2 separate regions of the Homo sapiens genome follow, and region 2 is linked to region 1. A link is an interaction called in ENCODE POLR2A ChIA-PET data of the cell type or tissue named here. Cell type or tissue: GM12878. All regions are shown on one strand. Each heading gives the region's core, and the rest is flanking DNA. Links, peaks and the distances in the headings are about the cores only. Region 1 has its middle 21 kb from the start of TRA-CGC3-1. Region 2 has its middle 35 kb from the start of LINC01958.

Region 1 (11,432 bases), core at 2,019-10,018:
GGATATCCTTGTTAACTTTCTGTCTCGTTGATATGTCTAATGTTGACAGTGGGGTGTTAACGTCTCCCATTATTACTGTGTAGGAGTCTAAGTCTCTTTGTATGTCTCTAAGGACTTGCTTTATGAATCTGGATGCTTCTGTATTGGGTGTATATATATTTAGGATAGTTAGCTCTTCTTGTTGAATTGATCCCTTTACCATTATGTAATGACCTTCTTTGTCTCTTCTGATCTTTGTTGGTTTAAAGTTTGTTTTAGCAGAGACTAGGATTGCAACCCCTACTTTTTTTTGTTTTCCATTTGCTTGTTAGATCTTCCTCCATCCCTTTATTTTGAGCCTATCTGTGTTTCTGCACGTGAGATGGGTCTCCCGAATACAGCACACTGATGGGTCTTGACTCTTTATCCAATTTGCTAGTCTGTATCTTTTAATTGGAGCATTTAGCCAATTTACATTTAAGGTTAATATTGTTATGTGTGAGTTTGATTCTGTCATTATGATGTTAGCTGGTTATTTTGCTCATTAGTTGATGCAGCTTCTTCCTAGTATCGATGGTCTTTACAATTTGGCATGTTTTTGCAGTGGCTGGTACCAGTTGTTCCTTTCCATGTTTAGTGCTTCCTTCAGGAACTCTTGTAAGGTAGGCCTGGTGGTGACAAAATCTCTCAGCATTTGCTTGTCTGTAAAGTATTTTATTTCTCCTTCACTTATGAAGCCTAGTTTGGCTGGATATGAAATTCTGGGTTGAAAATTATTTTCTTTAAGTATGTTGAATATTGGCCCCCACTCTCTTCTGGCTTGTAGAGTTTCTGCCGAGAGATCCGCTGTTAGTCTGATGGGCTTCCCTTTTTGGGTAACCCACCTTTCTCTCTGGCTGCCCTTAACATTTTTTGTTGCATTTCAACTTTGATGAATCTGATAATTATGTGTCTTGGAGTTGCTCTTCTTGTGGAGTATCTTTGTGGTGTTCTCTGTATTTCCTGAATTTGAATGTTGGCCTGCCTTGCTAAGTTGGGGAAGTTCTCCTGGATAATATCCTGCAGAGTGTTTTCCAACTTGGGTCCATTCTCCCCGTCACTTTCAGGTACACCAATCAGACATAGATTTGGTCTTTTCACATGGTCCCATATTTCTTGGAGGCTTTGTTCATTTCTTTTTATTCTTTTTTCTCTAAACTTCTATTCTCGCTTCATTTCATTCATTTGATCTTCAATCACTGATACCATTTCTTCCACTTGATCGAATCAGCTACTGAAGCTTGTGCATGCGTCACATAGTTCTTGTGCCATGGTTTTCAGCTCCATCAGGTCATTTAAGGTCTTCTCTACACTGTTTATTATAGTTAGCCATTCGTCTAATCTTTTTTCAAGGTTTTTAGCTTCTTTGCGATGGGTTCGAACATCCTCCTTTAGCTTGGAGAAGTTTGTTGTTACCGATCGTCTGAAGCCTTCTTCTCTCAACTCATCAAAGTCATTCTCCATCCAGCTTTGTTCCATTGCTGGCAAGGAGCTGCATTCCTTTGGAGGAGAAGAGGCAGTCTGATTTTTAGAATTTTCAGCTTTTCTGCTCTGGTTTCTCCCCATCTTTGTGGTTTTATCTACCTTTGGTCTTTGATGATGGTGATGTACAGATGGGTTTTTGGTGTGGATGTCCTTTCTGTTTGTTAGTTTTCCTTCTAACAGTCAGGACCATCAGCTGCATCTCTGTTGGAGTTTGCTGGAGGTCCACTCCAGACCCTGTTTGCCTGGGTTATCACAAGTGGAGGCTACAGAACAGCAAATATTGCAGAATGGCAAATGTTGCTGCCTGATCCTTCCTCTGGAAGCTTTGTCTCAGAGGGGCACCCAGCTGTATGAGGTGTCAGTTGGCCCCTACTGGGAGATGTCTCCCAGTTAGGCTACTCGGGGGTCAGGGATCCACTTGAGGAGGCAGTCTGTCCATTCTCAGATCTCAAACTCCATGCTGGGAGAACCACTACTCTCTTCAAAGCTGTCAGACAGGGACGTTTAAGTCTGCAGAAGTTTCTACTGTCTTTTGTTCAGCTATGCCCTGCCCGCAGAGGTGGAGTCTACAGAGGCAGGCAGGCCTCCTTGAGGTGCGGTGGACTCCACCCAGTTCGAGCTTCCTGGCGGCTTTGTTTACCTACTCAAGCCTCAGCAATGGCAGACGCCCCTACCCCAGCCTCACTGCTGCCTTGCAGTTCAATCTCAGACTGCTGTGCTAGCAGTGAGTGAGGTTCTGTGGACGTGGGACCCTCTGAGTTAGGCACAGGATATAATCTCTTGGTGTGCCATTTGCTAAGACCATTGGAAAAGTGCAGTATTAGGGTGGGGGTGTCCCAATTTGCGAGGTACTGTCTGTCACGGCTTCCCTTGGCTAGGAAAGGGAATTACCTGACCCCTTGTGCTTCTCGGGTGAGGCAATGCCCCGCCCTGCTTCAGCTCACACTCCATGGGCTGCACCCACTGTCCGACAAGCCCCAGTGAGATGAACCCGGTACCTCAGTTGGAAATGCAGAAATCACACATCTTCTGCATCGCTCATGCTGGGAGCTGTAGACTGGAGCTGCTCCTATTCGGCCATCTTGGAACCACTCCCTCCTATATTTTATTTTAAATCGTGTTTTAAACTAATAGATGTTTCTTTATTATAAGGGAAATATCCATTCAAGTTTTAAAAATAGGAAAATTTAGACATGTGAAACAAAAAAGAAAGGAAATGAGAAAGGGAAAGAGGGAGGGAGGAAGAAAAGAAGAAATGAGGGAGGGAAGGAAAATAGAAATCTTGTTGAGATATCTCTGTTTTTTAGTATGCATCAAATATTTGTTTTATGTAGTTGAGGTAAAGTTATTTATACTTGTGTTTTAAGCATAATTAACAAACTTTCATTTGTCTTAGATGACAGGTAGTATCTACCACTGGATGGTTTATTAGTCTTTCCCAATTAAAAAAATGACTCAGTTAATCAATATGAACTTTAAAGATGTGGGAACTTATAATTCAAGTTTCTTAGCAATAAAAAATGATCACTATATTGCTGTATATAGATCTATTTTCTAGAATGGAAGAAAGAGACTATAATAATTCTTTGAGCGTGGCTCACAAATTTGTAAATAGTTTAGCCTTTATTTTAGAATTTTATCAAAGTAGTACATGCATATGTTATGCCCTAAATGTTTGTGTCCTCTAAATTTATATGGTGAAATCCTACCCTACAAGGTGATAATATTAGGGAGTGGAGGCTTTGGAAGGGATTGGGTCATGAGAGTGGAGGTCTCATGGATGATATTAGTCTCCTTATAAAAGAGGCCCTTGGGAGCTCATTGCCCCTTCCACCTATGAGGATACAACTGGTGGTGCTGGTCTGTGAACCAGAAAACAGGCCCTCGCCAGACACTGAATCTGCTGTGGCCTTGATCTTGGACTTCTCAGCCTCCAAAACTATGAGAAATACATTTCTGTCATTTATAAGCCATCCAGTTTATGGTACTCTATTATAGCAGCCCGAATAAACTAAGAGACGATACAATTTTAAAAAACAAATCCAAACACAGAAGTCCTCCATTCTACCTCTCCTAGTAGTTCTTAGTTCATTTTCCCAGAGATAAACACTTTCCATTCTTTTAGCTATCTCTTCTAGACTCTACTGTCTTAGATGGGTGTGATGGCCCATACCTGTAGTCCCAACTACTCAGGAGGCTGAGGTGGAAGGATCACTTGTGCCTGGGAGGTGGAGGCTGCAGTGAGCTATGAATCATGCCACTGTACTTTAGCCTGGGCAAAAGAGTGAGACCCTCTCTCAAAAAAGAAAAAAGACTACTGTCATAGCTCTTGACCATTTTAATGCCATTTATAGAGGTACTGATTTGAGACTTTACTTTTCGCATCCTAAATCTAAAAGATAAAGATCTAGCATTCTTCTACCCCCAATTTTTGGTTAAATGAATACAAATTTGTTTATATTGCTACAACTTACCACATAAATATTATTTATAAATGAATATGTAATTTATTATGATTTACATTTCCTTTCTTCTATGACTTTGATTTCCTGAGCTAATTATTGTTTATTCTTGTGGTTATTATAGTTATGTTTGCTTTACTTTCTTTATATCTAATATTATTCACCCTCCAAAAATCTTTTTTCAAAATAATTTCAACTTTTATTTTAGATTCACAGGGTACATGTGCAAGTTTGCTATCTGGGTATATTGTGTGACATTAAGGTTTGGGGTGTGAATGATCCCATCACCCAGGTACTGAGCATAGTACCCAATAGTTTTTCAACTCTTGCCCCCTTGCCTCCCTCCCTGCTCCAATAGTCCCCCCTGTAGCCATTTTTATGTTCATGAGTATCCAGTGTTTAGCTCCCACTTACAGGTGACAACATGCAGTATTTGGTTTTTTGTTCCTGTGTTAATTCACCTACGATAATCACCTCCAGGGGCATTTATGTTGCTGCAAGGGACATGATTTCATTCTTGTTTATGGCTGTGTAGTATTCCATGGTATATATGTACCCACTTTTTTTTATTCAATCCACTGTCGATGAGCAGCTAAGTTGATTCCATGTCTTTGCTTTTGTGAATAGTGCTTCCATGACCATACAAGTGCATGTGTCTTTTTGGTAGAACAATTTATTTTCTTTTGGATATATACACAGTAAGGGGATTGCTAAGTCAAATGGTAGTTCTCAGTTCTTTGGGAAATCTCCAAACTGCTTTCCACAGTGGCTGAACTAATTCACATTCCCACCAACAGTGTATAAGCATTCCCTTTTATTCACAACCTCAACAGCATCTGCTGTTTCTTTGACATTTTAATAACAACCATTCTGACTGGTATGAGATGGTATCTTACTGTGGGTTTGATTTGCATTTCTCTAATGATTAGGCATGTTGAGCATTTTTTCAAATGTGTGTTGTCCATTTGTATTGTCTTCTTTTGATAAGTGCCTGTTCATATTCTTTGCCCATTTTTTAGTGGGATTATTTGTTTTTTGTTTGTTCAATTAAGTTGCCTATAGATTCTGGATATTAGACCTTTACTGGATGCATAGTTTCTGAATAGTTTCTTCCATTCTGTAGATTGTCTGTTTACTCTGTTGATAGTTTTTTCCTTTTTCTTGCTGTGCAGAAGCTCTTTAATTCAGTTAGGTCCCACTTGTCAATTTTTGTTTCATTGCAATTGCTTTTGAGGACTTAGTCATAAATTAGTTCCCAAAGCTGATGTTCAGAATTCCTACAAAAATCTTTACATTGATAGTTTAAAATCAACTACCCCACTGACAGGAGAAATGTATCAATAGAGTCAAATATATCAAGTTCCTATTTCTTTTTGGTTTGGTTGATTTTTTTTTTTTTTTTTTTTTTTTTTTTTTTAGTGATATCTCTTCAACCCCATCATTGCAGTATCAAAGACCAACTACTTTCTAGACCTTCTGCATAGCTATTGTCTTGGGAATTCCCCTTGCAACACTCTATGTTGACTATTTTCTAGACCTAAGACTTCTCCTTTTGTGGTGTACTCCTTCACTTTTGTAAAACAAATCATACATTGGAGGGCTTTCTTTTTTCTTGAGAAGTTCCTTGTCTGATCAATTTTTCAATTTTTACTTACACTCAGTTGATAGTGTGGGTGGGTAAATAATTCAAGGCTAAACATTATTTTCTCTTGGATCATTAAAAACATTTTTTCACTCTTCTGGCATCCTGAGTTTGGATATATTCTTCGAATATGATGTCTGCTTCCACTTACCTTTATCACAGGTGTTCTAAAATGTTATCATATGCTTTGATGTCGGTCTCTTTTTATCCATTGTACCAAGAACTCGTGAGAATGTGTTCTTTGGTAACAATATTTTCTTATATTATTTCTTTCATCATTTTTCCTATCCATTTTTTCTTCCTCTACTCTGGAAGTCTTATTGATCTGATTTTTAACCTCTTTTGTTAGCATAATTGATTATCTTATTTTTCCTCTCCTGTGGCTGGCCTTTTTGCCTATGCTAGTATTTTTTCTGGGTGATTTCCCCAACGTCATATTCCAAACATTCTATTAATTTTTAAAATTTCTGCTGACATATTTTTTAATTTCTAGAGACTTATTTTTTTCCCTTTTCCTCTCCACTTCTTTTTCTTCAATAGCATATTGTTCTTGATTTACAGATATCTCTCTTAGATTTCTGATTATATTAATTATAGGTTTTTTAAAACACAATTTTCTTTTAAACTAAATTTAACTTAAATTTAACTCCCCCTACCCTGCCATTTTTGTTTCTTCTGCATTCAATCTTATCTCTTTTTAAATCTTTTTTTTCTAGTTTCTATTTTGGAGGTTTCACTCACATTCCTGGGCTATTTGGCAGTCTGTTCACATTCAAGATAGAAGCTCTGGATGCTGATTAGAGGCTATGTGTGCATGAGCACACTCATGGAAAGGGGAGGCGGGGGAGGGAGTTTGAAGTGAGAGGGAGGTTTGCTGACTTGAGGCTTTACTACTGTAGGGTGAAAGGAAAGGCACCTGGTTGTGCAGTCTCAGTATTTGCTGGCCTTTTATTTCAGTCAGTCTTTTTGTACTAGTTTTCTATAACAAATTACCACAAAGTTAGTGGTTTAAACCAACACAACTGTATCTTACAGTTGCATAGTTCAAGTCCAACAATGGGTCTCACTGGGCTAAAATGAAAGTGTGGGCATGACTCTGTTTCCTTTGTAGAGAGTCTACAGGAGAATCTGTTTTCTTGCTTTTCTAGTGGTCAGAGGCTGACCACATTCTTTCACTCATGGCTCCCTCCAGTTTCAAAGCCAGCAATGGCTGTGGAGTCTTTCTCACATCTCATTCCTCTGACACTAACATTTCTGCCTCCTTCTTCCACATTTAAGAGTCTCTATGACTACATTGAGTCACTTAGATAATCCAGGATAATCTTCTTATTTTTACATCAGCTGATTAGCAAACTTAATTTCTTCTACAACCCTGACTGCCCCTTGCCATGTAACATAACGCATTCACAGGTTTGGGGGATTAGGATGTGGACATCTTTAAGGGGTTACCCTTCTGCCTAACACACAGTAAAATCTCCTGTCTGATGATGTCTTCTAGGAGCAGAGCAGGGTATAGAGCTGAGATGTTTCAATATTTTGTGGGAATTTCACACATTCCCTGTTTTCTGTGGGGGCTCACTTCCATTTCTCTGATGTGTGTTGTTTCCCCAAGTGTGGATTCTCTATGGTTTAATTTATCTAGAAAATGAATTTGGCTCTTTCCAGAGATAAAAAGAAATCCAGCCAGAAGCTTGAAATCTGCTTTAGAAGGTGATCTGATAGTTCCCAAGGGTTGGCATGAGGGGTACTCATGCTGTATGGGTAGTTGCTGGGCTGGGTGGTGTGGGATAAGAGGATGCTGGAGGCTAACAGCTCCCTTTTCAGACATTTAGACATTTGAATAATCCTTCCATTTTCAATTCCAGCCAACACTCCCGCCTTTTTAGATTCGTGGTGAGCCTGAACCTTCTAGGATTCATCCATCTGTTTTCCATCTTTCCACAAATTAGACCCCTCCTATAATTTATTCTCACATTATATTTCCCCTTAGTGGTTTTATACTTTATTCCTTTATTTTTATTTTACTGGTATTTCTGGATCAGAGATGAACTAATGTGATCATTAACCAGAAGTTGTTTATCATTTTTTAACAGTGATAAAACCAGAGAACAACAGACATTATTTTCGGTTGTCACTAAACCCGGAGAGAGTTTCCATGTAAATTGAGAGGTACAGATTTGCAAACACCAACATATATGTTTAGCTAATTGCAAAAGTAAACAAGTAAAGTAAAAAATAAGAAAGAAGAGGCTAGGCACAGTGGCTCATGCCTGTAATCCCAGCACTTTGGGAGGTCGAGGCAGGTGGATCACAAGGTCAGGAGATCAAGACCATCAACCATCCTGGCCAACGTGGTGAAACCCCATCTGTACTAAAAATACAAAAAATTAGCTGGGCGCAGTGGCACACGCCTGTAGTCCCAGTTACTCGGGAGGCTGAGGCAGGAGAATTGCTTGAACCCGGAAGGTGGAGGTTGCAGTGTGCTGAGATCGTGCCACTGCACTCCAGCCTGGTGACAGAGCAAGACTCCATCTCAAAAAAAAAAAAAAAAAAAAAAAAAAGAAGAAGAAGAAGAAAGAACAGATTAGGGAAGCATTGCAGATTAAGAATTTTTCAAAGCTGCAGAATTCATCTATCACGTTTTCAACTGGATTAACAAGGGGGTTCAGACTAAATGAGAAATGCTATGCAAGTTCTTTCATATCACTACTTCTGCATTTTTGAATTCTAATTTTTAATCACCTCTGAGTTATCCAGATTATAACTCCAGGATGTACTATTTTCTCAGACAATGCTTATCTAAGAGTGTTTTCTTTTTGCCCTTCTACCTGAAAGAAAGACTGTTTGTCCAACTATACATTTTTTAAAGTTTTTTCTCGAGGTCTTTAGATGTTTCTCCATTGTCTTGGGAAGGTATTGTGTAGAACTGTGAGGCCAGTTTGATTTTTGTTCCTAACAGCCTGTTTTGTATGTTTCTGAGGCTTTTTTTCTTTTATCTTGTAGGTCTTGAAATCATAAATGTAGACAATTTGAGCTCGATGCTATTAATAGTCTAAAAATAACAGCAAAATTGCTCTAACAGATATATGTATTGACACATTTCTGAGATTAGGGTAAAATAAGGAATAATGTTACAATCAAGAGCTCTTGGAATCAAATATAGTGCTGCTTAATAATCTGTCCTAATTAAAAGCTGTCTTAAGTTTTAAGTCAGATTTTCTGTGGATCCACAACTGGGATTATAAATTAAAAGTCTGTAATAAGCAGGATAACTTAATTGTCTGGAAATTTCTTACTTTAAAATCTATGTAAATCTATATAACTACTTTCACCTTCCTATTTCAGAATATCAAAGCCATAAAGGCTAGTGTTTACCCTCTTTGTAGGAGCTGACATATATGTACAGCTTTAGCTTTTATTACAGAGTGTACATTGTTATAGTCTGACTTGGTCATTTTGGAGGCAAAAAAAAAAACTTTCGTAGATTTAATTACCATTTTAATTTTTCACTTTACTTTTTCACTTTAGAGAAAGTCTCTATTCAAATTACAAGCATCGTTTTGTGTATTTCTAACCCTGTTGTCTCAGGGTGTCATTGTTGTAGGGCCAGATATTATTCATTTCTATATTTGAAAAGCCAAGCCCAACAATAAACTTGCAAGGAGCTGAGTGGGGGCAAAATGTGGGTGGTGTGTATTTATAACAAACCTGTATTTAAGAAAGGAGTAACAACAACCCAACCCCCATCACTCTACGCTCCTCTGGGCCTCCTGTATCAGGCAGTTTAACCTCTGGCTCTAATTATGAACTTCCCAGCTGGAGGCAATGGGTTGGAATTGAACATACACAGGATATTTGCCTTTGGGAGACCTGTTGGCCACAGCACCCATGCAGATTAATTGAGGAATGGTACTGTCAACAGCATTATTTGACAAAATCTTGAGAGTTTGAGGTCAGGGAGAGGATCCCTGTTGTGAAGCTGTAGTGCAGTTGAATCAACAGTGAACACAGTGAAAATGTTGCAGGAGATGAGAAAGGAATGCAAGTTCTGAAACCTGCCCAGGAAGAGATTTACCTAGATGGCAGGACTAGATAATAACATAGCACAGCAAACAATTCATTGCTAAATTTTTGCACAGAACATAAGGAATTTGGTCTCATATATAGCCCAAGGGAGTCGCAGTACTGACTGAAATAGGCTCTGAAATTATTAGGGACATCACTATTATCTCCATAGCCTCAGATATATATATACACATATATATATCTGCATAGTAAATTGCACTATAGTTTACTCCCATTTAAATTAAATCTATTTAATCTTCATTCTGCAATGGAGAATTTTAAAATTATGCGCCTGACCATTCCTTTAATGAACAGGTGAAGTCCTGTCAGTAAGTTAAATATTTCAACAACTGTCAAGTGCACTCATAAGCAGAAGCTTCTCTTGTTATTATTGCTGGGTCATGGCCAGTAGAATGGAACTTCTTTACCTCATCACAACAAGGTAAATCAAGAATTCATTATCTTGAGTTTAACTCTGGATGTATGTTTCAGCTTCTGGCCTTGCCACTTGTCTGTGACAGATCTGGTTAGAGTTGATGAATGGTCTTAATGGTGAGTAGAAGCAATACTCTTGCTCTCTCTCACATTGTTCACTGGCAAACTATTCCAGTATTTTCTGGTAGTTTTTTCTGATAGAATTCCAGGATCATGATGGCTCAGATTAGTCAAAATCATTCAGAAAAGTTTTCATTCAAATCCCAAAACCATCATGACATGAATATCAAAACTATATATCATCACAAATATCAGCCACCGAAGAACCTTTAAATACCTCCTACTGTAGAATTATTTCTTTATGATGCAAATTGAAATTCAAGGCAAGAAGTAAAATTCTTCAAGCCAACAAATAAAATAAATAAAACAATAAAATATAGTAAAAATTCAAGGCAATAAGTAAAAAAAAATAAGGCACTTATCTCAAATTCCTTCAAAATTATCCTACCTATTTATCCTGGGGATCTCATGTATGTAAGCTTCTAAGCTCTATGATATCTATATATTCCTGGTAACTGATCTATATAGTCTGTTTAATGCAGTTTAGAAATAGCTAATATTTATTATTTCTATGTATCAGGTACTATTATTCTAAGTGATTTGTATATATTTACTACTCAGTCTCCGTTTACCTTTTGTTATTTCTATTTAAAAACTGAGGCACAAAGAAAAAAATAACTTTCTCAAGGTTGCACAGGTAGGAAGTAGCATAACCAAGATCCAATCCCAGGCAGTCTGATTCCAGCATCGAAGTGCTTAATTACATACAGTAATGTAGCAAATTAAAATTCTTAATTTGCTACACACATTTATCAAATCCTATGATTTTAAATAGAGTTTCCTGACTGGGAGGGGGAAGCAAAGGAGAACTGCTAAAAAAATGCAAGAATCAAATGTTATACTGCTGTGTTCATTTTTTTAAAAATCTTTTACTGTCCTCATGAGTACAAAGAAATGTGTCACCACCCAGATACACACTAAATTGGATGTTCCAGAAATGGATTTGAATTCAAAATTCAAATAAGAGACATGGGAGAACCTAATCTAAACAAAATCATTTGAGCTAAACACAAAGCTCAAATTAATTGTACAACCTAGAAATGCTCTCTGAAAGGCTAAATCTTTGGATTTTCATACTATTTGGAAAAGGAGTAGGTTCTGTTAATAGGACAGACTTCGTGCAACATATGTTAAGAAAAAAAATTGGAAGCACTTAAAAAATACAAGCTTGGAAGCTCAATCTTGCAAAAATGGAAAAAAATTCC
Region 2 (11,432 bases), core at 1,453-9,452, 250 kb after region 1:
TGGGACAGACAGAAAACCTGACGCTGAGGGCTAGCTTCTGATCAATTTGTAACAAATAACCCAGTAAAAACATTCAAATGGTGGTAAAGGCAGCTTCATGGCAAGTTGCCAGTTGCTGGTAGTGTAAGTGCTTTGAAAGCTCAAGAGAAGACAGCAATAGTATGGCCTGGAATATTTGTGAAATTTTTAAATCAGATTCAGAGAATTTTGGAATTGGACATAATCTTAGAAATGTTCTAGTCCTAGGTCTCTGTTGAAGATGGAAATGGAATCCCAGACAGACCAAGTGACTCCATCTTTTCAAATCACAAAGCTGAAATAATAACTGGACCTTGAAGGAGGGGATAAGACTTAGAAGTCTATAACCGCGCTGATTTTCACTGTGCCACAAGGTGTCAACTCTTGGGGACAATTCTTCATCCATAAAGACCCTCTGGGGTCTGTATATGTTTGAATGAAGCACAGTACTCAAGGAATGTGACCTGTGGCCTTGACACTGCTTTTCACATTGATCTCCACAGTCACGATGGCTGATGTTTCTTTGTGCATAACCTTGCCCCATCTCTCAGTTTTCAATTCCTGGGGTTCTGCTAAAGCCACTCTGAAGCCAAAGCCACATATCACCTTGTCACATGATCCTGATGTCATCTGAAACATTACATTATAGCTCCTCTCTTCCATGCTCTTTCATTGCTTTGGTGTAGTGTGATTTAAATATCTCCAGCACCTCTGTGATATGGTTGACAACAGTAGTATTTCAAGCTGACTTTTCATCAGAAGCTTAGAAGGTGATTCACAATTACAGGGGCTATTCTCTTCTGGCTGAGATGCAGAGACATTAGACAAAGGCCATGGAGGAGGATCTGTGTGTCTCCTTATTGACCAAGAGCCCTGGCTGGTCTTATTGAATGAAATGCAGTTGGTAAAAATGCCAGGAAATTCATCAGGGGGCTTGAAAGACACTCAGCTGGACTTCCATGATGCTAGGTTAGGAGCAATTTGAACTTTTCATTAATATAGCAGTTGGCAATTTGCCATTTGATAGTATACTAGCTTCAGGGTACTAAGGCTAACTCTCAGTGTGGGAGCTATGTAATTTCTCTAATTAAAAAATCATAAGTCATCATTATTTATCCTTCACCGTATTTTGAAGTCACAATTTAGAAAGTAAAACAGCAATTCCTCTAAGATGAAACTAGAGAAAAAATGATTTCTACAACCCTGTCACAATAACAAATACAATTTTTATATATTCCTTTTTAAACTTTTCATTTTTTATGTGGACATTAATAGAAATTTGCTATTATTTATTTCTTCAGTTGCTTATATGCCATGTTGCTGCAATCATTCACTCAGAATTAATGTACTTATTCTCTTGTTTATTTATTTATTTTTGAGACAGGATCATACTCTGTTGTCAAGGCTGTAGTGCAGTGGTGCAATCACAGCTCACTGTAGCCTTGACTTCCCAGGCTCAAGCGATCCTCTCACCTCAGCCTCCCAAGTAAGTGGGACTACAGGCACGCACCACCACACCCAACTAATTTTTTTTTGTTGTTGTTTTTTAAAGACGGGGTCCCACTATGTTGCCCAGGCTGGCCTTGAACTCCCAGGCTCAAGTGATCTCTCTCCCTGGGCCTTCCAAAGTGCTGGGGTTATAGGTGTCAGCCTCTGCACAAGGCCTCATTCTCCTACTTTTAAGTATTTAATTGTTTTTGTTTTCACGATTATCAATAATGCTGGGATAAACATTTCCATTACACAAGCTTTTCTACATATTGCATTATTTTTTTAGGAACTTCCCAGAGGTGAAATTACTAGTTTAAAAGTATGAATGCTGTGAGTCTTGAAAGATATCTAAGCTCCAAAAGAAATTCATCGATTTACAATTTTCTTATTATTTTGTTAGGAAACGAACATCTCATTTTTTAAATTTGCATCTCACATTAGTACTACAAAAAATTGATCACTATTAAAAATTGTTTTCTTACAGAAACTTCTATGATCTATACAGGTCAGGGTAGTGTAAATCAAGTAATGGTGTATTGAAAAGGTTGCAAGGAGAAGTTCTTGCAACTTCTGTGCAGTGGGGTGCTGGTGCTCTGTGACCCAAGGCAGTAGCCATGCTTGCTTTGGACATGGTGATACCAGCACTGGTGAGTGGTGATAGGTCTAACATTATCATGAGCTGCCATGGGCAACTGTGCCCCTAGCACTGAGTGAGGAGACCCTGAGGTGATATCCATGCCTACTGAGAGAGACTTCCAAGGGCAGATGCAGGGGATCCAGCAGTAGGGGGAAGATGCTCCTCAGTGGATGTAACCAATGATCAGGGAGACGTTGGTAGTCATGGAAGCCAAAGCTTACATCCCACACTCATAGATGGGATGAATATGGAAACTTTTGATAGGGGATGAGCTAAAGCATTACAGGGTGGGGTGAACCAGAAACATGCTGATTACTAAAAATTGGTCTCATTTGTATTTATGCAGTATCAGTTTTGTTTTATTATGCCAGATCTATAATATCTATTAAAAAATAGTTCTAGAAATTTTTCATTGACTATGATGATAATTTTTACTTCAAAATAGATATTTTAAATTATATGGCAGTCATTCCATCTCCAATTTTATATATAAACAAAATAAAGAATGTATATTTTTATCTTTTACCCTGTATTAAAAAGATTATATGATTTTCTTTTAGTTTAGCCTGTTAGTATATTATATACACAGATTTTCTTATCTTGAATTGGAAGAGTAGACATATCAGTTTTAAAATATTTATTGAGAATTTATTCTGTGTAAGGCATTAGGTGGATCAGGGAAGAGTAAAAAGTAGTGCGTTTGTATTACCTGGTAATTGAAAATGATCACGTTGATGACATGATTACAATTAGGGAGATTGCTTCCTTCCATTTTAAAGAGATGTTCTCGCCACACGATCTCTCATTTCTTTTTATTGTATGTATTTTTCAGTTATTTAACCGTAACTCATTTGAATAAAATTATTAATCATCCACTTTGCTTATATAGAAACGGTTATGGTATTCTTAAAGATTCTCTGTGAGTTTTGATTCTGTTCAAGTTGCTTGAGTTGTGCATCTTAGGAATACTCATCTGAGAATTTCTAATTTTCATGGTGTGTTTCTAAAGCTGGGCTGGCCATTGATCTCTTCTTATTTTAATAAATGCCATCCTTATTAAAATTGTTAAATGGAGTCTAGTGATTAGAAGACTCAGATAGCAAAGCAATTACACAAACAAAACCACAGCATAATTCAGACTCAGTTTTAACCAATTTACTTAACCATTTTATTTTTCTAGTCTCCTTTTAACTTGTGCACCTAAAATCCTAATGACAAATCAGGGGAAGAGTTTCTCCAAGAAAGAAAGGTTCAAAGTACCCTAAAGCTGGTTGGTGGCCAGGATCAGGAACAATCTGAGATTGAGTTCAGTTATTAGATATCATTTCAAGGATAAGGGCCTCCCCAAAATGAAGATTACAGAGGGCCCCTTATTCAGTTACTGAAATGTATTTACCTGTTGAAACTCAGAATTTTATCTTACAGGACATCAAAAACATCCACATATCCTTTTACCTATATTACCTGGTATTAAAATCCCCCAGAGCAAATTCAACTTAGTATTTTAATTTAGATCATGTAACATACTTGGCACATGAATATTACTTCTTATGAATTAGTAATTAAAATTTTCTTCTAAAATGTATATTATTGTGACTTTTAATATTCTTCCTTCTGAAGAGAGAAAAATGTAAATCAGGAGAGGAACAGTTACAATGCAACATTCAGCTAGTGGCTGGGAGAGGAATGAAGAGAGAAATGAAAAATGTACTAAGACTTCTATCCCTTAGATTTAATTAAAAGCTGCTCTTTTTGTTTGCCTTTTTGGCATGGCTGCAGATTAATACTTTTTTCATTTTTCTATAAAATTAAAAATGCCAATTGTTGATTTTTAGTGGATAAAAAAATTTCAAATCAGTCTCTGAAATAATACTGCAAACCAATAACAGTCATGTTGAGAAAAACCCAAAAAACCCTAAAGCAACCAGAAATAAAAATCCCTAAAAAGCTTTTCATTTGACTTATCTTAGTTGTTGAGAATATTTCTAGTGACAGTTGACTGATTCTTTCATTTTACAAGTATCCAATCATTCATTAGCAAAAAAGACTTGGATTAAGTATTTGGGTGTAGAGTTTTCTTATTCAAGCCTTCAGTGAAAATGACAGTTTTCATAATCTTATTCTCATGTCTATCTATTTCTACCCAATATGAAGCTCACTGTAATTTGATTCAGTCAGTCGTTGTGTTTCTTGTTGTTGAGCTTCTGCTGTTAGACCATAATAGGGGTAAGAAATAGAAGAATTAGTAAAACCCAGTAACTGCCATGGAGAAATTCAAGTGCATTGGCAATAGAGAAATAACATTCCCACTGTGCTTTAGATTGGGTGGAGTCATCTAACAAAGGGGATTTTGTTAATAAAAATACATTAGCAGAAACACTAAGAGATTATATGCTCTATCTAGAAGGACTTAGGGAGATTATCTAGTTCAAATCCCTCATTTCACCAATAAGGGCATTACAGCTCAGACCTCATAGTGTGTAGCTATCCTGGTAAAGGATTGAAATTTTCATACATCCTAATATTTTATTGCAATAAGAGGTACTTGAAAAAAAGGGTGAATTTGACCTCCATCTACAGATGTGTACATCACCCTCTTATTATTTCTAGGCATTTTGAATTGAAAACAACCTTATGTGTTCACTAATTGGCATGAATTTAAAGTCTTTGTTTTAAACTGTGTTTTGCTATTATTCAGGTATGCTGACACTAACAGATCAGGAGACAATTGTCATTGAAAAAACAGTTGTTATTCACAGTTCTCAAGAGAATGGGGCACAGAACTCCATGCAGGTCCTCAAGGGGAAGCACCAGGGCAGTCAGGAGGCAGACGGAGTGGGAGGAAAGCATGGGCAAGAGGCATTATTGTGGTTTCTGCAAGAAAGAATGGGTGAGGCAGGGTAAGCAGGTTTATGATGATGAGTTTGTTTGAATAATTTCAGTGGGTTTTGGGGTAGGAGGCTGTCCTGAGTTGTTTGGTAACTGGCCTTGCAGTGATTAGGATAGGGGAATATTGGCCTGGAGTTTAAGAGCCAAATAGAAGAGGTGTGGGGGAGTTGTGGGCTTTGGATTGGTGAATTTGCAAGTGAAAGCTGTGCTCCAAGGTTAGTCATTTGCTAATCTCTATGAATTGGCTGTCCTTAGGGAGAGAGGGCAGTCTCTGCCCAGTTAGAGAGACCCCAGATGCCAGAGCATCAGGAATACAGAAAATAAGAAAATATAGTCAACACAGTCTTCTAACAAGCAACATGCATTTTGTGTTGACTGGGGAGGAGGGTTGCCCCTTAATAGAATCAGCTCCAATTATCAATATTATAACTGCCTATAATGAAGTTTTTAGTTTAGTTTGTTTTTACTTAAGCTAGAGTATCATTATATAGTATTGTCTCAAGATATTATTGTAATCTGATAGACAAGATACTAAATATTTCTGGAGCTTCATGTCTTTTGAACTTTGGCAATAGCTTGAGCTTTCCAAATGAAAAATGCTAATATAAACTTTTCAGATGCACAACTCTCTGACTAGTAATTATATTCCCACACTTAGGAGGATGGATTTGTTACTTGAGTTTGGGAAAAATGACTCTGAGTGGAAAAAAAACAAGTAGACTACATATTACAATAGATTATATTGGAAAAGTGCACCTACCTATAAGTTCATGTTTTGAAATTTAGAAGATCTTTTGTCATAGAAAGAAATGCTAGGTGATTTTCAGTTTCAACTTTAAACATGTTTATAGCTTCCCAGTTTTCTATAATGAGTTTGCATCATTATTATAGTTGGGGAAAAATGGTTTTCCAACAAAATATTTATTGAAACTAAGTCAAATCAGGGAAAAGATATAATAACATGTTTTATAATACTTGAAGTAAGGTGTTTATGTAGCCTTTTGGGAAAAGGTTTTGTTTTTGTTTATATGCCATAAATAAAGATATAATATTTCAAAAAAATGAAAATTAGGGTCTCATTTGCCATCTTTAGTATATTTAACCCAAATGTAGCTAAACTTTGAATTTGGGGATCCTATAATTCAATTAGCTAAAATTTTGAGAGTCAGAATGTTTGTTGTATGAGAAAAAGATGGATATATTTGTGGAAAATATGCCTATTTATGAAATAAGCAGAGTTAGGTTTTATATTTACTCTCCTATCACTTCCCCCACAAACTCCAACCCAAGTTAATCCAACCCAAGAAAAACAAAGCCACACACACAGTTCTTACCTCCCCATGCCCCCAGTCCCTCCTGCTGCTCCTCCACCCACAAATGTACCCATCCAACTGCACAGTGCTCTAAAACCATCTTCTCCCCTTTCCTTCTAAAAGAAGACTGGTGTAGTTCAGCATACCAGTGTAATTTCACACAATGAGAACTTCTCCAAGTAAACCACATAAAGGTATAAAATATGACCAATCAATCTCCTTACCCTCCCCAAGTATCTGGCTTTTAAAAAGATGCTTGTGTCCTAAATAAAACTGCAATGGAGGGCAGGAGTGAGGTGTGTATCTTCATCAATGTGACAATATCACGTGTATATGGGCTGATACAATTTATAAGCAGAGAACTATCCAGTAGGCGCAGTGACTTATAAACAATTCCTTCTCTAATACCCCCTCATGCAATAACTTTGCACATTAATTGATCAAGGCTCTAAGAAATTCTGCAGTAAAGAAATCAGCCTAACTATGCTTCGGTCAAGTCCCCAATATTATCTCTATTTTTTATAATGTCTTCTCTTTTTCTAATTCTAAATCTACATATTTTCTAAGAAAGCCAAGCTTTTATAGTTCCCATGGTAAGGACAGGGGACTCTCAAGGAGGGGCAAAGAGAGAGGGTAACAGCTGCCATTTTTATGGGTGGGTGCTTTGTAAATGGAATAGTGCCATGAAGTTACAGGAACAATCAACCTAACATATATCTAAGGATTGTGTCCTATGAAGATTACATTAACCAGTGCCAGCATGGATACAGGGGGAAGGATGGGACATCTCAATATCTCAATCAAAGTATAAGGAGTTGGTTATTTTAGATAACAACAAAATGCAAAATACATCTTCCAGGTTTGCTAGAGAAAACCTACAGACAGCTGAGTCACCCTAAAGTTGTCTTTGGCTCTGTGAAGCCATTCCTCTAGGATTGAGTGGTGTCAAAAAATTCTGCTAGGAAAGGGGTCCTCTATGGGTGCTGTTTCTATCCCTCATCAGGGTTGCTGGCTACCTGTTGCTGGTAGCTGTGAACTAGATGACTCTTGAAGTGACAGCTAGAATCTGTCTTTCTCTTGAAGACAGTAAGCTTGAAAACCAGCTCTCTGATCATTTATGTGTGGGCTTCAATTTGCTATGGTGATAAGAAAACCACCAAAAAAATCATGCCTCTTTGTAATTTTCATTTGCTTAATTCATATGACTTCAAAGTAGCTAAAGGGCTATTTTTTTAAGTATAAAGAATACAAAAGTTCTTGGCTTAGACCTGCTTCTTAAAGTGAAAAATATATACACATACAGGTTTGTGAAATGATTTATTAAGCTGAGAATTATTAGATTTCCTCTATTCTCAATACTTATATTTTACCCTTTGCTGGTGTCTTTATAAACTTCCTATTATGAAGAAACAAACAACAACAACAATAAAAAAAAAACACCCAACCCACTTTTGCATTCTCAACATAAGATTTCTACCTAATTTAAAATTTCTGCCAATAATTTCACCAGGAGAATGTGCCAAATAAGTGAATATTTTTAGTTCTATGAGTTAAACAGCAGATACAGATCTGTGATTGAAGATAAACAATCTGTCAGCTAAATATTTAAAAATAACGAATAGAGTTTCCTCCTAATATACAGTATTAAATTGATTTTGAAGCTCAGATTGATTTTATTAGTAAGTTCTTTTTTTTTTTTCCTTCCTCTGGTGGATAGTTTGCTTAAAAGGATATTAACCTTTTCAACTGGCAACTGGATATTGTGGCAGCAAATGCCTTCCTTTTGAAGCATCCTCCTGATACGTAATGTACAATAGCCAATTTTGATGCCAGTCTCTGGCTCTCTTCATATGTATCATAGTTCTTGTCAAAGAAATCCATTTTATTATTTTTTTTTTATTTTTTGAGACAGTCTTGCTCTGTCACCCAGGCTGGAGTGCGGTGGCACTATCTTAGCTCACTGCAATCTCTGCCTCCCGGGTTCAAGTGATTCTCCTGCCTCAGCCTCCTGAGTAGCTGGGACTACAGGCACCAGCCACCATACCTGGCTAATTTTTGTATTTTTAGTAGAGACGGGGTTTCACCATGTTGGCAAGGCTGTTCTCGAACTCCTGACCTCAAGTGATCCACCTGCCTCAGCCTCTCAAAGTGCTAGGATTACAGGTGTGAGCCACCTCGCCCCGTGAGCTCTGTGAAACCCATTTTTAAAAGGGAGTCATTTATAACTCCAAACTGTATTAATTCTTCTTCTTCATCGTCATTCTCTATACGAAGAAGAAAGATCTTTGAAACTATTCCTTAATCAGTGACATCATTCTAAAATCCTAAGTAATGTTGTCATGAATTGATATTGTATTCCATTGAGTTACTTGACACTTTTAAATATTTGTTTGACAAAATGGGTCATTGATTAAATACTATGATTCAGTTATCTCTAAAAAATATTAAGATAAAACAGCTTTTCTTCTCCAGGTTTGTTTAATAAGAATCATTTAAATTGCAAAAGAGCTATCCTCAAGAGATTCTTGCCAGTTTTATTTTAATGAGAAACAAAACAATATTAAAGAAAACTGGGACAAATTTTGGGAAGTTTCTTGCAGAATCATAAAGGTATAAAAAGTTGTGTAAATCATATTGTTTTTCCATGTTTTTTCTTCAAAGCCAGCTACAGCTTTTTAATTCACTTAAAAATACCTTTTAAGCTCTCTGTCATGGAGACTTAAAGCACATTTTACTGGGATCTTTGGCCTCAAAAAACTTATAACTTGGTATTTTGTTTAACCATGGTTATATTGTGTGTGTGTGTGTGTGTGTGTGTGTGTGTGTGTGTGTGCTTAGCTTCACAAATTCTTACTTTGAAAGTGAGAAATTCTTACCTTGAAGTTGATCCCATTATCTATTCGAGATGACAACCTGGTAATTTGACTTGCCCTTTGTGATTTTTTTTTTTTTTTTTTTTTTTTTTTTGAGACGGAGTCTCATTCTGTCACCCAGGCTGGATGGAATGCAGTGGCACGATCTCGGCTCACTGCAACCTCCATCTCCTGAGTTCAAGCGATTCTCCTGCCTCAGCCTCCTGAGTAGCTGGTATTACAGGTGCACGCCAGCACGCCCAGCTAATTTTTGCATTTTTAGTAGAGACGGGGTTTCACCATGTTGGTCAGGCTGGTCTCGAACTCCTGACCTCATAATCTGCCCAACTCGGCCTGCCAAAGTGCTGGGATTACAGGCGACCTTTGTGATTTATAGTATAGCTCTGTGGTCCTTAGCTTTGGAGATGATGCTACAATATGGGAATTCCCATTCACATTTTGTATCATGTGTTCGTTTTACACTCAGTTTATGTAAAGCATTTGTGAATGCTGCTGTTTGTGGGCTGACCCTTGTTTGTAGCTCTGCCACTCACATTCAACATCTGCTTAAAACTGCTATGCCCAAAAGAGGCAGGTGGTGAGGGTTAAGAATTCAGACTATGCAGTTCCATACCTGCATAGGATACCTGGGCTCGTGCTCCAAATCTTTAGTACTCTAGGTATGTAGCCTTAGGCTACATTTGTCTAAGACTCCTTATCTGCAAAATGGAAGTAATAATATGGTAAAGCTCCTCATTAAACTATAAGTTTTGCCTAAAAATTCACGCCTGTAATCCCAGTATTTTGGGAGGCCCAGGCAGGTGGATCACCTGAGGTCAGGAGTTCAAGACCAGCCTGGATAACATGGTGAAACCCTGTCTCTACTAAAAGTGTAAAAATTAGCTGGGCATGTTGGTGGGCACCTGTAATCCCAGCTACTCGGGAGGCTGAGGCGGGAGAATCACTTGAACCCAGGAGGCGGAGGTTGCAGTGAGCCAAAATCACACCATTGCACTCCAGCCTGGTCAATAAGAGCAAGACTCCGTCTTTAAAAAAAAAAAAAATTAGATTTAGTAAAATGCTGTTTTTGTGAGATTAATGAAATGGGAATGAGGGCTGGTACAGAATGAGTCCCTGGGACAGCAGCAAGGGTCCTATTTTTCCTTTGGGCATGTCATCATTCTCAGTCCTTGGGTGTGTGTCCTCTCATTTGCCCATGTCAAGAACATAATCAGAAGTGTATAGTTATTTGCTGAGGAGTTGGGAGCTGTTCACAGCCTGTTGAATTAACTGCTTCTCAGAGGAGCAGAAATATATTTTACCACCAGCTTCTGGGTCACGTTTTGCATTCTCAAGCATGGCTGCATGAAATAGACTGAATAAGGGGTAACCAAGAGTGGAAATTTTCTTTTTATGCATCATTGACTATTTCCTTCTCATTCTGTCTTTTCAGTGAGAAATTACAGGCTTTGGTGCTTTAATTATTATGTCTATTAGAATAATCTAGCCTTCAATGCATAGCAATTTAAAGCTTCTTTCTTATTCATCATATTTAGTTTTTTATTTCTTAATTTATTTTTCTAAAAAAATCAGGTCTATTGTAGCAGGAATTCTGTATTGAAAACATTCCAGAGTTAAGCTAAATTCTTAAAATGCTAGTAACAACAATAATGATAGTGATATTAGTAATCATGTTTATAATCACATGTAATCAATAATATAATGCTAATATTATTAGTAATATTGTGATTACTAATAGCAGTCTATAAACTAACAATGAATCATAATGGCAATCATAATAATGTGAAAACTATAATTTAATACCTATAATATTCCTAGCACTTAACGTATTTATTATTTTGTTTGCTATTCTTCCAAATACGCTCATAGACATTAGTATATTTTAGTGAACAAACTAACTTTCAGAAAGTTGCATCAGTATGTCAATTCACACAAGTATAGTTGACACCAAGAGTCAAATTATTCCTATTATACACACTTGATGACTTAGCTATAAATTTTAACTTTCTTATTTCTTCACATGAGGCTGATATTAAGATGTCCTAGCAAATATTTCTAAAAAAAAATGATCAATTATTTACTTATCTGGTTTCAAGTCTTCTGGATATGGGTCAGGCAGTATCGTGTCCAGATACAGTGTTTTTCCTAATATGAGTTTTAGAAATACATTTATAGATTACTGGAGATTTTGTTAATTTGCTTTGGTTAGAT

The links. ChIA-PET counts read pairs that join two places held together with the same protein. Peaks named below come from ENCODE experiments on the same cell type or tissue, not always from the same donor. Only the 100,000 strongest peaks of a DNase experiment are listed, where the experiment ranks them.
Region 2: POLR2A ChIA-PET joins it to region 1 with 5 read pairs; 2 of 35 experiments call an interaction of 5 or more read pairs at or near these places.

Annotation. Positions count from the first base shown.
Region 1 is chr2:156,373,798-156,385,229 of GRCh38, forward strand. No RefSeq gene overlaps it. Among named protein-coding and RNA genes, the nearest start is that of TRA-CGC3-1, 21 kb to the right of the region's middle. In GM12878, for the core only: no CTCF peak of the experiment used is centred there; a DNase peak (open chromatin) is centred at 6,654.
Region 2 is chr2:156,626,019-156,637,450 of GRCh38, forward strand. No RefSeq gene overlaps it. Among named protein-coding and RNA genes, the nearest start is that of LINC01958, 35 kb to the right of the region's middle. RefSeq lists enhancers at 4,288-4,955, 4,956-5,622. In GM12878, for the core only: no CTCF peak of the experiment used is centred there; no DNase peak of the experiment used is centred there.